Regions from separate parts of the Homo sapiens genome. Here regions 2, 3, 4 and 5 are each linked to region 1. Evidence: chromatin contacts called from ENCODE Hi-C or POLR2A ChIA-PET data. All regions are on one chromosome and are shown on one strand. The core of a region is the stretch at or near the end of the contact, and the rest is flanking DNA. Distances in the headings are between cores, read along the strand shown.

What was found. A loop is a pair of places that touch in the nucleus more often than their neighbours do. ChIA-PET counts read pairs that join two places held with the same protein, here RNA polymerase II (POLR2A). Pooled maps may share reads with other maps.
Region 2: a loop to region 1 is called in a map of naive thymus-derived CD4-positive, alpha-beta T cell, with 14 times the contacts of the local background. The contact joins the promoter of CCDC184 here to the promoter of KANSL2 in region 1. A Hi-C loop is called at or near these places in 3 of 168 maps with a recorded cell type or tissue (CD8-positive, alpha-beta T cell, ascending aorta and naive thymus-derived CD4-positive, alpha-beta T cell), 3 of 37 single-sample maps with no recorded cell type and 17 of 50 pooled maps. POLR2A ChIA-PET finds 5 or more read pairs at or near these places in 4 of 52 experiments (CD4-positive, alpha-beta T cell, activated CD4-positive, alpha-beta memory T cell, activated naive CD4-positive, alpha-beta T cell and 1 more).
Region 3: a map of PC-9 shows a loop between it and region 1 (5-fold over the local background). The contact joins the promoter of DDN here to the promoter of KANSL2 in region 1. A Hi-C loop is called at or near these places in 1 of 168 maps with a recorded cell type or tissue (PC-9) and 2 of 50 pooled maps. POLR2A ChIA-PET finds 5 or more read pairs at or near these places in 3 of 52 experiments (activated CD4-positive, alpha-beta T cell, activated CD8-positive, alpha-beta memory T cell and endothelial cell of umbilical vein).
Region 4: a loop to region 1 is called in a pooled map, with 3 times the contacts of the local background. The contact joins the promoter of WNT1 here to the promoter of KANSL2 in region 1. A Hi-C loop is called at or near these places in 1 of 50 pooled maps. POLR2A ChIA-PET finds 5 or more read pairs at or near these places in 2 of 52 experiments (activated CD4-positive, alpha-beta T cell and endothelial cell of umbilical vein).
Region 5: a pooled map shows a loop between it and region 1 (5-fold over the local background). The contact joins the promoter of ARF3 here to the promoter of KANSL2 in region 1. A Hi-C loop is called at or near these places in 7 of 50 pooled maps. POLR2A ChIA-PET finds 5 or more read pairs at or near these places in 2 of 52 experiments (A673 and activated naive CD4-positive, alpha-beta T cell).

The regions. Positions count from the first base shown.
Region 1 is chr12:48,680,800-48,683,617 of GRCh38, reverse strand. It overlaps KANSL2 (KAT8 regulatory NSL complex subunit 2), which reads left to right and starts at 1,380. Exons shown (of 10, transcript NM_017822.4): 1 at 1,380-1,431; 2 at 1,977-2,236. The coding sequence starts at 1,986. RefSeq lists silencers at 1,033-1,082, 1,123-1,332 and an enhancer at 1,413-1,682.
Region 2 is chr12:48,182,261-48,185,078 of GRCh38, reverse strand. It overlaps CCDC184 (coiled-coil domain containing 184), which reads right to left and starts at 1,435. Exons shown (of 1, transcript NM_001013635.4): 1 at 1-1,435. The coding sequence starts at 956. The coding sequence ends at 372.
Region 3 is chr12:48,997,988-49,000,805 of GRCh38, reverse strand. DDN (dendrin) reads left to right here and starts at 1,431. Exons shown (of 2, transcript NM_015086.2): 1 at 1,431-1,727; 2 at 2,140-2,818. The coding sequence starts at 1,519. It overlaps DDN-AS1 (DDN and PRKAG1 antisense RNA 1), which reads right to left and starts at 2,459. Exons shown (of 2, transcript NR_147179.1): 1 at 2,116-2,459. RefSeq lists enhancers at 766-1,060, 2,730-2,799 and silencers at 1,206-1,500, 2,150-2,609.
Region 4 is chr12:48,976,878-48,979,695 of GRCh38, reverse strand. WNT1 (Wnt family member 1) reads right to left here and starts at 1,374. Exons shown (of 4, transcript NM_005430.4): 1 at 942-1,374; 2 at 1-228. The coding sequence starts at 1,045. RefSeq lists an enhancer at 1-436 and a silencer at 1,320-1,689.
Region 5 is chr12:48,956,061-48,958,878 of GRCh38, reverse strand. It overlaps ARF3 (ARF GTPase 3), which reads left to right and starts at 1,392. Exons shown (of 5, transcript NM_001659.3): 1 at 1,392-1,569. RefSeq lists enhancers at 2,065-2,144, 2,200-2,818.

The DNA of each region.
Region 1 (2,818 bases), core at 131-2,630:
TGGTGAACCATGACGCCCAGCCTTAGTGTTTTTCTTGAGGGCTGTGGAATCTTTATGTTCACTTCCACTGGGACTCATGCTCACTTGCTCGTTAGGCATGGATAAAACATCTTTCTTAAACTGACAGTGAGGAGATAAGAGATGCTGGAAAGCAAAAAATGTCTAGAAGGGTTATGGGAAGAAAGCTAGGAATCATTTCTACAAGTGGTGGAGATGACAGAAAGATGCTTTTAAACTAAAAATCCTTAAAGGATGGTATGATTGGTATTGTGTCTGTCATTTTTATGATACCTGCATTATTTAGCATGGAATTTTAAAGACAGGGCACACAGTTATGAGAAGCAGCCCTAAACTAGAACAAATATTTCCTTATTCTCAGTCCAATGCTCTTTACTATATAAGAGGCAATAAGGGATAAAGAATGCGGGCTGGGTTCAAATTCGTCTTCCTTTCCCATTTAATAGCTATGGTCCCATTCTGTTCCTCAGTCCTCTTATCTGTAAAATGGACATAATACTAACCTGTACCTCTTAGGGTTGCTTTGAAAAATTCAATGACTTTATACATGTAATTCCCAGAATCAGTAAACACCCAAAAAATGTTTCTCAGTGTTCTCTATACCAAATGTTCAGTACATGTATTGAACTGTTCACAAAAGAAAGCTAAAGACTTTTTATGTGTAAACAGTGATCCTCCAGCCTCTGTCTGATTTATTTTTTATTTATATATTTTTTTGAGACGGAGTTTCGCTCTTGTTGCCCAGGCTGGAGTGCAATGGCGCGATATCGGCTCACCGCAATCTCCGCCTCCCAGGTTCAAGAGATTCTCCTGTCTCAGCCTCCCGAGTAGCTGGAATTACAGGCGTGCACCACCACGCCCGGCTAATTTTGTATTTTTAGTAGAGACGGCGTTTCTCCATGTTGCTCAGGCTGGACTCGAGCTCCCGACCTCAGGTGATCTGCCAGCCTCAGCCTCCCAAAGTGTTGGGATTACAGGCGTGAGCCACCGCGCCCGGCCTGTCTGTCTGATTTTATACTAGCTGTGTACAGTGGTGAGGGAACAGCAGCCTAGGACCACAGACTGAGGGTCCAAAAGTAGCCGGAAAACGAGCCACGCTGCAAGGTGGAAAAATATTAGCTGGCAACCCGCCCCGCAGCCCGCTCTCCGCCCCCTTCCCCGGCTCACTCTCCTCCGGGCGGAGTTGCTGACAGACAGTCTGTCTTAGCCACCCCAACCTCGCATTTTCTCAGCGCTCCGCCCTCCCAGACACGATAGGTAGTTGGTCTCGGCCAATGGCGACATCCTGTCATACGAGCGGTAGCCAATGAGTAGCCAGGAGTCCGGAAAGGGGCGAGGCCGATCTGAGAGCCGCTGGCGCCACTAGAGAAGGGCGAGCGGCGCGGCAGAGTGCGGCGCAGCGCAGCTCCTGAGGTAAGATGGCGGTGCTCTTTCCTCTAAGCTCTTGCGGTTGGGCTGCTATTTCGCTCTTTTTGTCAGCTCAGAGCTGCTACTCCGCCTCAAAGCAGTGTCAGAGTCAGTCTCCTTCCTGCAGGCTTCCAGGAGCCAGGATCTCCGGTGACTGGAGCCGTAGGACAAAATGGCGCTCGCATAGGCTTCCGAGGCCAGGCCCAGTCGTGCGCTCTGAGGCAGGCCGGGACAAAGGCGGCGTGCGGGGAGGCGGCGTGGCCGCCGCGTGGGGCTGGTGTTGTCGCTTCCCTTCGTGCTGCAGCTGTGCGAGTCCTGAAGATACATTCAGCGTGGTGTGGTTCGGGGTGGGGCCGGGCATGGAGGGACACGCTAAAGGGAGGCAAAGCCACAGATGCCTGTGGAGACTTGGGGAGGGCGGCGGGGACTTACGGAGCGTACCTTACGGGGACGACTTCTGCATGTCCTTTGGAAACTGTCCGCGCGATCTGTGTGGAGCAGGAATTTTCGGGAAGGGTAAGGGCTTTTTGGTCTTTCGTTTGACCCCGCAGGTTTTGGTTATGAACAGGATTCGGATTCACGTCTTGCCAACCAATCGGGGGAGGATCACTCCAGTGCCCAGGTCTCAGGAACCTCTGTCTTGTGCATTCACTCATCGTCCATGCTCTCACCCTCGTCTGGAGGGGCAGGAGTTTTGCATTAAGCATATCCTTGAAGACAAGAATGCACCCTTCAAGCAGTGTAGTTATATATCGACGAAGAATGGAAAAAGATGTCCCAATGCTGCCCCAAAGCCAGAGAAGAAAGATGGGTATATATGTATAGATATATATGTCGTTTTTCTTAAAGCGAGGGGGTATGTGATATGATGCGGGCTTCAGCATAGCTGCCGCGTTTGAGATTTTGTCCTTGTAAATTTGGGGTTATGGTTGTATCCTTGGAAAACTGAAAAAACGGTGAAGACTGGAAAGACCCTTGAGTTGGATTACTTAGTTCACCTCTTTGGTTCTTTTCCCTTATCTGTAAAATAAAGGCATATTCTAAATTAGTCTTTTTTTTTTTTTTTTTTTTTTTAAGAGAGATGGGGTCTTGCTATTTTGACCAGGCCGGTCTCAAACTCCTGGCCTCAAGGTATCCTCCCATCTCGGCCTCCCAGAGTGCTGGGATTACAGGCGTGAGCGACCGCGCCCGGCCCTAAAGTTAATTTTTTGGCGGGGGGGCGGCGCACAGATTCTTGCTTTATTCCCCAGGCTGGAGTGCAGTGGAGATCTCGGCTCACTGCAACCTCCTCCTTCCAGGTTCAAGCGATTCTCCTGCCTCCTAAGTAGTTGGGACTTAAGGCGTGCGCCACTATGCCCGGCTAATTTTTGTACTTTTTAGTAGAGACGGGGTT
Region 2 (2,818 bases), core at 186-2,685, 500 kb after region 1:
GTCCTAGGTAAGTCCTTTTTCAGAATAGAAAAAGCAGAATTTTATTTACACAATTCACGGGTTCTCCTGTTGTCTGGGAAGGGGGAAAGGACAGGATAGGGATGGATGGGAGTCCAGAGATGGGCGCTTCCTCTCCCGGAGCCTCACCTTTCCGCAGTTCGCTATAATTCGCTTAGTTGGGCAGAAAGAATTCTCGATGCTCCCAAAGTCCTTCACCCTACAAATCCTTCCTCGAGGGAGTCTCTCTCTGCCTGACCCACAAGAGCAGCTGTCCAAGTGAAGCATGCCGCACCGCGCCGTTCAGTCCCCCTCGCGTCATGCACTCGGAAACCCAAAGACAGCCCGGGAAGGTAGTGCCCCACGGAGTCCCCTCACAGGGAGGCCTCGCCCTCCAGTTGCAGCAGGGTAATGTCGGGCATGTCGAGGGGCTCCACAAGTGGCCCGTCCCCCCCAAGGAGACCAGCACAGGGGCTTTCGGGGCGCTCACAGTGACTGGAGGGTGTGGCGGGGCTGGGCATCTCCTTCTCTTCTTCCTCTTCCTCCTCGTCCTCGGGATCGCGACCCAGCAAGCCGCTGTCCCCGATCCCAGGCGAAGGAGTCTCCGGCTCTTGGGGGTCGCTCTGGAAGCTCCCCTTGCCGCCGACCACGCCCAAGCCGCCCTGGCGGGGCGCAGTGGTCATAATCTGGCACATGGAGACGATGGCTCGCTGGTTGGCGCACACGTCGTCCGAGAGCACCTGGATGTGCGAGGCCTGCTCGTCCAGGGCCCCCCTCATGGCCCTCACGTCCTCAAACAGGGCTTGCAGCTGGGCTTTCAGGTGCTCCATCAGTTCCTTCATGCCGCCGTTGTACTCCCCGGAGATCACGTCCCCCACTGCCGGCACGGTGGACACCTCCAGGGGCGCCGGCATGTCGCCGCCGTCCTTGGTCATGATCTCCAGCAGACCGTCCTCCATTGAGTGGCAGAAGCGGGTGGCGGAGGCTCTGGGTCGCGTCCAGCCCGGCCTCCGGGGTGGGGGAGGGGGTGGAGGGGGAGAGGTCCCGGGAGGGGCTAGCGGGAGCCGAGGGAAGCGGAGGCTCCCGAGACTGGCGGGGAGCCGACGTGAGAGACGAGTCCTGGGCAGAGGGCGCAGGCAGGATCGCGGGAGGCCGAGAAGAGGCTGCGGGACGAGGACCCGGCGAGGGTCCCAGAGCCGGCGTCTCTTGGGATCGCCCCGGGACGAAAGTGCCCTGCCCTGCCTCGCCTCCCGGATCGCGCCCGTGTCAGCGCCGCCCTCTGGGCGCCACAAGCAGAGAGCGCCTGCCGGTTCCGTGGGTCACAGACGCGCTCGCGGAGGGGTCCGCGTCCAGGCTGAGGCCAGCGGCGCGTCGGACTCGGGACTCCCCCAGGCCATTACCGGGCAGCGCCCGCGAGTGTGGCAGCAGCAGCTGGGGTGGGTCTCCCGGGGGTGTCGCGGATGCTCCTCTGTTTCCAAGGCGACGCACGGCACGTAAATGACGTGTGTCTCCATGGTAACCAGGAAGTGGCGAAGAAAAAGGGAGGATGGCTGGAAGCTGCAGTGGGGCTCTGGAGTCTGGACTAGCGGGGTGGGGGGAGGAGAGGGGACGCTACAGTGGCTTCGGCCAAGGCTGGAAAGAGCGTGTGGTCGCAATGTTTAATAGGGAAGTATGAGAGAGCCGTCTGCTGCAGAAACCTCCAAGTCCGGGAGAGATCGTCCCTCCCCTAGCCGGGGTATGAGACCCAGCGAGACTGCCCTGGAAAGATTTTTCCAGCCCGCATTCCTTTCTCAGAGGATGGCGCTAAAGTCGAGTCCTGCCTCCCTGTCCTCCAGCGATGCGCAGGAAAGCGGAGAGGGTAGAGAGGCTGTTGCTAATGATCCCAGAGTTGAGCTGGGGCACGGTGGCGCTCTGGAGCCGGACCCACCGGGCCTGACGGTGCAGAGGCAGGAGGAGGGCGCTACGGAGGTTTCTGCAGTAAATCAGCCCTCTAGCTATAGAAATCACCGGAGCGGGGGAAGGATGGGACTCCCTCCTTTATGAGACCCTACCGCTCCTACGCAGGTCTCTGGGAGTTTGTCCCAGATGGGGAGGCCAAGTGCTTAAGTTTTGAGAATGAAAGCTCCATAAGGGGAGAGATTTTTGTCTCCCCTGCACCCTCCATCACGGAATCCCCAGCTCCTAAAATAGTGCCTGGCACCTAGTATGTAGATGCTTAATATAGTTATTGAATGAATAACAAAAACCACCAAGTCCCACGCTCTCATCCAGAACTCCCCAAGCCAAACGTAGTGGGTTTTAGGAGACCTGAATTCAGTTTCGTTTCTGCCACTTATTCATTCAGCGACCTTGGCCACATCATTTTCCTCATCTGTTAGGGAATTGGACTGGATAATCTATAATACTATTTCTAATTCTGAATAACAGTCTGCATCATCTCACAGGTGAAAAGGTAAACTGTTGACCGTTGTGTGGAGGGTATGGATGGGGGGACTGTGTGTTAGAGTAATTCCCGCTCTCTCTTTCAGTGCCCAAGTTCAGACATACACTGAGTATCCCCAACCTTTGTGACAAGCCCTTTCCCTATTTAAGGGGTGGAGCAGGAAGGGTGGAGGAAGAAGAAAAATTGTCTTTAATATACGTAGATGATTGCAGATTGAGAAGGAATCAGCACCTGGGCAGAGCACAATAATTAATAATGACCCTAGGAAATTAGGGAAGCCAAGTGATCGGAAGCCAAAAATGAAGTTCATAAGAATAAATCTGGGAAAGAGAAACAAACTATATCACTTCAAGATAGAGAAGAACTACGTAAAGGTGA
Region 3 (2,818 bases), core at 182-2,681, 320 kb before region 1:
TGGGAACTCTTGCTTCTCCCATTTCCCTCTAAAACCCAACCTATCCGTCTCAGTGTGAGGATGAAGCTGAGGGAGAGACAAGGGATGAAATTTGGGAGACTCACAAGCTTCTATTCTTACCTATTCCTCTCCAGAGAGGCAAATTATCCCTTCTTCCCGAGGAACCATGCCCCACACACTCTCCCCTCTCTCTGCACTGCTCCCCTCCACTGAAGCTGCTGCCATGGTTGCCAGGCATGGTTGCTAAGTCTCTGCATGGAAGGGTTGGCGTGGGCTGTGCTGCCACTAACATTACCATGGTGAATCAGGGGACACCTGGTATAAGCTTAGGAGGAGGGATCATGTGGATATAAGCAACAGCCCCCCAGGACAGAGGCAGCCCAAAAGGTGAGCATCTGGAGCACCACTTAAGGTGGGGACTGAGTGAACTAGGCATTGTGGTGGTGGTGAGGGGGAGTTCTACATTGAAAAAAATAAAGGCCACTTTTATCATTTCAGTTGCTAGGGGATTAGTTTTGCCAAGCAAACACATCATTTCTCCTCCATCCCCCTCTGGAAGGGTGAGAGTGCATAAGCACTTACTCTGTCCTCCATAAAGCTGGGCAGGCTGTGTGGGCACAGAACAATATAACCCCCAAATCCTGGCTTCTGGATTGGAGGTGAAAGCCTGCTGCTGTGGGAGGGCTCCCTGGCTGCCCAAGGACAAACATGTAGAATGGAACTGGTAGGGCAGCTTGGGTGGCCAAGGCAGACGCCTGTGTCCTGCTGTACCAGCAGTCCTAGGCTGCAGCACTGAGCTGACAAGGAGATACGGGTGTAGGGGTCACCCTTTTTGAGCTTAGGGAAGGCAGCTCTCCCTCAGAGTCGCACAAAAGCTTGGTAAAAGCCACCGCCTCCTCTCTCCACCGCATGGGAGCTGGTTACTCATCTCATCTCTGCACCCGAACAGCCACTGCCGCTAAAAATAGCCCCCCAGCCGTGGGCCAGCCCCTCCTGCACCCCAGCCCCATGGAAACCAGCAGAGTGGCAGGCAGAGACCTTGAGTTCCAATCTCATCACTCTATGTTGGGGAAACTGAAATCTGAGGCAGGAAGCCAGGGGCAGAACCCTGGTGGTCAGGCAACCTGACAAGCAGGAGAGTAAAGGGTTAAAACGGCAGGAAGGTTGAAGAAATAGGGGCGGGGGAGGGGGCACTGTCAGCTTGGCAAGAATCATAAGTCCCTCCCCCGCCCACTCGTGCGATCCCATCAGGCTTGGGGGACAACAGCAGTGGGAAGGGGCGTCCAATCCCGGGCCCCAGGGGGCGGCCGTGCACATGGGGGAGGTAGCAGCGCGGAGCAGTCCGCGCGGTGTCACATGCGCGCGCACACACAGAGACAGGCACACACACGTGTGCCCGGGTATATATAGTTCCCAGTCCCCGGGCCCGCGGCTCTGCAGTGGGCGCCGGCTCCCTGGGCTGGGAGGGGGCTCCTGGGGCGGGTGGGAGGGTGGGGGGCCGGGGTGGGGTGGGGCAGGATGCTGGATGGCCCACTGTTCTCCGAGGGGCCTGACAGCCCCCGGGAGCTCCAGGATGAGGAGTCTGGCAGCTGCCTCTGGGTGCAGAAGTCCAAGCTATTGGTGATAGAAGTGAAGACTATTTCCTGTCATTATAGTCGCCGCGCCCCTTCTCGACAGCCCATGGACTTCCAGGCCAGCCACTGGGCTCGCGGGTTCCAGAACCGCACGTGAGTGAAGCAGGGGTGAGGGGAAGAGAGTGGTGGGGCGGGGAGTGGGGTCCGGACCTCCCCGCAGGCACCAGCGAGCACTGCTGGTCCCCCTTCTCTTTCCCACGCCTTCCACCTCTGCCCGCTCCCGAGGGCTGGGGCCTGACTCATCCCGTTGTTTGGGGGAACAGAAGTGGGTGTGAGAAAGGGCAGGAGGTGAGATGGGGCAGACGCTGTTAAAGTGTGCATGGAGAGATGGCGAGGAGTCCCGCTTCGACTTCAGTCCTAACATATACGCACGTGCACACGCGCACACACTCACACACACCCCTTCACATGGCTGCCCCAAGTGGTCTCCAGTGCTCCCAGCTCCCCGGACCTCGGCTCCCTTCCCCCACAAACTGCTCACCTGGGTTCCTGCTCATTGTCCCAGGTGTGGGCCGCGCCCGGGATCCCCACAGCCGCCGCCCCGCCGGCCCTGGGCCTCCAGGGTGCTGCAGGAGGCGACCAACTGGCGGGCGGGGCCCCTGGCCGAGGTCCGAGCTCGGGAGCAAGAGAAAAGGAAAGCGGCGTCGCAGGAGCGGGAGGCCAAGGAGACCGAGCGAAAAAGGCGCAAGGCTGGTGGGGCCCGACGGAGCCCCCCGGGTCGACCCCGCCCGGAGCCCCGCAACGCCCCTCGGGTGGCCCAGCTGGCAGGGCTCCCTGCTCCCTTGCGGCCGGAGCGCCTGGCGCCTGTGGGGCGAGCGCCCCGTCCATCCGCGCAGCCGCAGAGCGACCCAGGGTCGGCGTGGGCGGGGCCCTGGGGAGGTCGGCGGCCCGGGCCCCCAAGCTACGAGGCTCACCTGCTGCTGAGAGGTTCTGCCGGGACCGCCCCACGACGCCGCTGGGACCGGCCGCCACCCTACGTGGCTCCACCTTCTTACGAAGGCCCCCATAGGACCTTGGGGACTAAGAGAGGCCCCGGGAACTCTCAGGTGCCCACTTCATCAGCCCCAGCTGCGACTCCAGCCAGGACAGACGGAGGGCGCACAAAGAAGAGGCTGGATCCTCGGATCTACCGGGACGTCCTCGGGGCTTGGGGTCTCCGACAGGGGCAAGGTCTCTTGGGGGGA
Region 4 (2,818 bases), core at 125-2,624, 300 kb before region 1:
TGGGGCCCTGGAGCAGTGGGACAGTTCCAGCGGCGATTCCGGAACTGCCACTTGCACTCGCGCACGGCACTCTGCAGCCCCCCACTCACGCTGTGCAGGATCCCCGGATTTTGGCGTATCAGACGCCGCTGTTTGCGGCTCAACAGCTGCAGACTGGGCTCGAGTACCAGTTGCAGACTCTTGGAGTCTGTAAGCAGGTTCGTGGAGGAGGCTACGTTCACAATACCCCTGGTGGGACGTATGATAGCTCAGGCTCAGGAAGGGGATCCGCACCCTAACCATAAAAACTGTGCCACCCGGTCCTCTTCCTGGGGGTATGTGGCTGGAGAGAATGGCGGGAGATTAATAATACCCGCTCTCCCAGGCTCACTAATTTGAAAGAACTGGGCGTCCAGACTTGTGTGTGCCCAGTAGTCCCAGGGCTGCTCGCCTGAGCCCTAGGTCCGGAGACTGGACAGAGGAGGTACCCGGAGACCGAGTGTCTACCTTGGATCTCCGAGCCTCTTCCGGTCAGCCTGAGCGAGATAATCATGGCCTGCAGTTCTTGCCCACCCAAGGCGTGAAATGCTTAGGAGTCCCACCCTCTTCTCCCCTCCTTTCTAGGCGAACTCCTGGCCCTTCACTTCCCGAGGTGGGGAAACCTGTGGTGAGCCACCGCCGTGAGGCTGGAGTTGGCGCTCAAAGGGGAAGGGCGGTGCTAGATGAGAGTGGGCTCCCTGCCTGGGGTATCTTAGGCCTCCGCGGGCGGATCATTCGCCCCACTTGTACAGAGCTGGAGTCTGGGGCAGTTTCATGCCAGATCGCCCTTCGGTGTCGCGGAGGGAAGTCAGAGCGGGGAGGGAGCCTGTCGGCAGACGGATCCCAGAGCGTGGGAGCTGGGTAGGGTTGGCCCCTGGCTCTGTGCCGCGGGACAAGTGGCGACCCCGCACCAGCTCACTTACCACCATCGGCCACTGCTGTTGGCAGCCAGGGCTGCGGGCAGAGCGGCCAGCGCCAGCAGCAGCGTAGCAGAAACCCAGCCAGGCAACAGCGCCCAGAGCCCCATGGCCTGCCTGGCTTTGCCCGCTCTGTGCTGCAGTTGCGGCGACTTTGGTTGTTGCCCGCGACGGTGGGACGGGACGCGGCGGTGGCGGCAGTGGCGAGAGTTCGCAGTCTGGCTTTAACAACCCTGGGGGCGGGCGGCGGACAGCATGGCTCGCGGTCCCGGCTGGTGGGCTGAGGCGGCCACGGCGGGCGGCACCGCCTCTTATAGTTGCGGCGCTGGCTGAAGTGACGGGAGGAGGCTGCCCCTCCGGGCCGCACTGTGGCACCAGGGCGCACCGGTTAGGGGCGCAGACAATGGGCAGCGAGCGGGGCTGTGGTTCCCGCCCGTCTGAGCCGAGAGCTGACGGGTTGGCCGTCGGGGCTCACCCCCGCCCCCTGCCCGGTGGCCCCCGCCTCCGGGCCTGCACTGGCCGCGGACCCCTCCCCTTGGGACACCCTCCCACGCGCGCCCGCCTCACTCAGCTGAGCGTCCGGAGCCCGTCGAGGACTAGCATCCGCCAGGGGGCGCGGCGAGAGTGTGCTGCGGGGAGAGCCCGCCAGGGGCCCAGCCCGCCTCGCCGCCCGCGGTGGGGTTGTCCCCTCGACGTCACCCCGGGCCCCTCCGACGTCCCCTCTCTCCCCCATCCTGAGTGTCGGAAGGAAAGCTGTGGTTCTGGGCAGCGACTCCGGGGAGATGCTTAACCGCCCAGGAACCCCCGATGGCTGGACAGAGAAGGAAAAAGGGGAGACGGGGGCGTGAGTGCGGCTGTGGTCAGGGAAATCCCGGGGATGAGTTGTGGGGGTGAGCTAACCAAAAGGAGCCTAGCGGTGGAGAGAAACCTAAAGCAACAGGCAGTTTGCTCATGTGCGCCAGAAGAAGCGCACAAGTGGCTGTGTGTGTGTGTGTGTGTGTGTGTGTGTGTGAAGTGGAACAACGTGAATATGGGTGGGAGTGAGAATGTGCTGTGTTCTGAGGGTGCATCCTCCTGTGTGTTGGTACGTGCAGAAACTCCTTGTTCTGACGAAGGATGTTAGGAAACTTTCCAAAGAATTTTGGAATTTAGCTCAAGTCAGAAAAGGTCATGGAGTCACCTTGTCACAGTCACCGCCTGGGGCAGTGTGTCAGGAAGGAGGTGGCAACTGTCGACAGGAGACTCAGAAGCATGATTGAGGGATGCAGAGTGTCTGGACTGTGTGTGGAGTGGGTGGATGAGCATGTGCATGGGAAGATTAAATATGTGTGTATGCGTCATTCTGTTGCCCTTTGTACCTCGTGGCATCCTATGGCGTGTCACACTGTGGTATGTGTCAACCAGTGCATGTCATTGGGGGAGAGAGCCGAGCCTACAACCAAGATGGTATTGAGGTGAACCCAGCCTGGAGTGGCTAAGTCTCTGAGGCCTAGGCTCAGAAAGGATGGGAAATGGTGCGGATGTCCACTGTATGTATGGTGATGGAGAGGACTGGGAAGACAAGGGTTGCTGGCTACATTGAACCTAGATGAGGAAACTTGTGCCTCCATGTGTTTGCTTCTCTTTGGATGTTTCTGCCAAGTTTCTGTCTTTCCCTAAAGCTCTAGTTCCCACCACACTGGGATACCCAGAGTGCCTGTGACCATCTCATCCATTGTACACTTTTCTCTTCTCTCCCAGGGACTCCTACTCAGCTTCAAGGCCATTTAGGCCTCCTATTGAAGAAGTGACAGGCTGGGCGCGGTGGCTCATGCCTATAATCCCCGCACTTTGGGAGGCCGAGGCAGGTGGATCATGAGGTCAGGAGATCGAGACCATCCTGG
Region 5 (2,818 bases), core at 143-2,642, 280 kb before region 1:
CTTGGCTCACTGCAACTTCCGCCTCCCAGGTTCAAGCGATTCTCTGGCCTCAGTTCAAGTAGCTGGGATTACAGGTATGTGCCACCATGCCCGGCTAATTTTTGTATTTTCTGGTAGAGACAGGGTTTCACCATATTGGCCAGGATGGTCTCAAACTCCTGACCTTAAGTGATCTGCCCACTTCAGCCTGCCAAAGTGCTGGGATTACAAGTGTGAACACAGGGCCTGGCCCCAGCTTAGTTCTTCTTGGAAGCAAGGAAACAAACAAACAAAATCAACCAAGGCAATAAATTCATAAGAGCAACAATTTGGGCTCAAGCCTTAGGGAAGAGCCATGTGTTCATTCCCTTATACTGCTGTAAATGAGGAGAGAGGGCACTTAGAGAACCTTCTATTGGCCGGGCGCGGTGGCTCACGCCTGTAATCCCAGCTACTCAGGAGGCTGAGGCAGGAGAATCGCTTGAACCCGGGAGGCAGAGGTTGCAGTGAGCCAAGATGGTGCCATTGCACTCCAGCCTGGGCGACAGAGTGAGACTCTTGTCTCAAAAAAAAAAAAAAAAAAAGGAACCTTCTGTTCTTAGCATTACTAGTGCCCTTCTATCACAGCTATTTTTGTTTCAAGGCAGTTCTGCATGTCTAGACCAGGTGCAAAACGGAGTGTGAGGGAAGTAGGAGTGGGTAGGAAGCAAGAAATATGGGTGCAAAGTCCTTCACCTTTCCTTGGGATACTAAAATCCCTACTCATCTAGGCACACTTCCTCAAACCACACTTCTGAATATTAGGTTTCCACTCTCCGTCTTTCAAGTTCCAACTTAACTGGCTCAGAGTCCAGCTGTTTTCCTTTAGCCTCTTAAGTTCATCACTCTCCTTCCTCTTCCTTATGGGAAAGGATCTCTTGATTCAGACCCCACAGTAATCTAGTCTCAGGAATAGTGAGCAACAACAATGGTGCGGTGAGGGCTTTCAGGGGATGGCAGCTAGCCCAGATTAAGAAATAAAGATGAAGTCTGGCTGGGTAAGGCATGCCACAGCAACGACTGTTCACCCATATCCCGATGCTGGCTTTGCCCAAGGAGCCCCTGGGCCCCGCAGCCCAGCCCGTCTCCTACGCAGCCAACTTGCCGCCTCAGTCCTTAAATTCCAGGCACAACCCTGGAGCTTGGGATTGTCACCTCAGTCCTCACTGTCTCATCCCCATTCACGGCTCCCGCCTCCGCCGCCCACAGCCCCCACACCTGCCCCCGCCCTGACTCCAGCTCCAGCGCCCGGCCGCCGGTGCTGCAGCCGCTGCCATGGTGATGGGTCTCGCGAGAACTGCCGCTAGCTACCGCGCAGCTATCGCGCGATCGGGGAGGTGGGAAGTATCCCGGGCTGGGGGTGGGGGTACGCCGCACAGCTCCAGTCGCCGTCGCGGCTTCCGGTGCTAGGTGGAGGGAAGGAAGGAGGGAGCCGGGGAGTGGGCCAGGGCAGCAGCCGGGCTGAAGTCGGCTTGGGGAGCCAGAGGGAGCGGAGCGGAACCTGCGGGGCAGAGGCGGCGGCCGCAGCGGCGCAGCTGATAGCAGGAACAGGTGAGAGGCTGGGAAGGGAAGGCGGGTCCCGGTAGAGAAGAGGCTCGGTCAGGGTGAGGGCTGAGGAGATAGAGCGCCTCCCGGGCCCCGCCCGGCACTGCTTGGCGTGGGGCGGTGGGATTCTTCCCACCCGAGAGCTCAGAGAGGGTGCGTCGGGCCAGCTTCACGCCTGCCCCCGCATTTGAAGGACGCAGAGCTGGGGTGGGGGTGGGGGGCGCACACGGATTTGTCCTCCGCCTCGCTCAAGGGGGCGACCTGGGCTGCAGTTAGGTTGTCGCCTGCAGGAGGTGTGCTGTTGAGGGAGAGGAAAACCGTCCGAGGAGAGGTGATGAGGGGGCGGTGATGGCTGTTTGTATCTTTTCTGTTAAAGGGCTAGGGAATGCTGCTTTCTTCTACTCCCTCTCCCTCCCCCACCTTAGCAATAGGAGACGGGAGAGAAGCCTTGCTGTGGTTACACCCCCTCCCCCATCATAGGGCAGGGGTGCGTAGGGGGGTTGGGGGTTAGCCAACAGGGCAGGCTGCTGGGGCACCACATGGGCGCTATTGTGGTAGAGGTTGCGCTTTCGAGTCTAGGGAACCGCAGGTTGGGAAGAGGGCAGCAAGTGGGGAGAGGGTGGAGAGGAGGCAGGAGAAGGAGGAGGGGGATCTGATCTTCCTGGGAGAAGAGAGGTGGGGCCTTCCTCCCCAGGCGGAGCGGGGGCGGTCTCACAGGAGGAGGGAGCATCTTGTCACTGGCCCTCAGTTTGTGTCTTCCAATCCGCTTTCTTTCTTTAGGAAGTACCAGGATTCCCGGAACAGAAAATGGAGCCATTGCTTACGCGAATCGTTTGAGGGAAGGGGCGGGAGTTGGGGAGGTGGAGTTCCCTGTTAAAACGGGCCACTTGATTAGCAAAGTGGTAGCTGTTATTTTGGGGGAATTCCCGTCTTGATTGCATTAAGGCGGGTCTCCATCTTTCCAGGCCAGGAGGAATGTGGTGGTGGAGGTGGAGGATTGTGGTATGTGGTCAGGAGTGAGAAGAAATAGTAAGGCCGTCCCGGTGAGGGAGAAATGTAACCTAAAACCTGTCTCTGCTGTTGTTGGATTGGGTCACCCCTGGTCTATGGCATGAAAGTTTTATTGGGAGGAGATCTGCTGCAAGAGTCTGATTGCTTGGGTCAGTGCAACAGGACAGAATCTAGTCGCTGCATACCTCCTTCCCTGTCCTCAATCAGGTAGGTAGTAACAGTCTTTGCTGCTATTTTGTCTTGG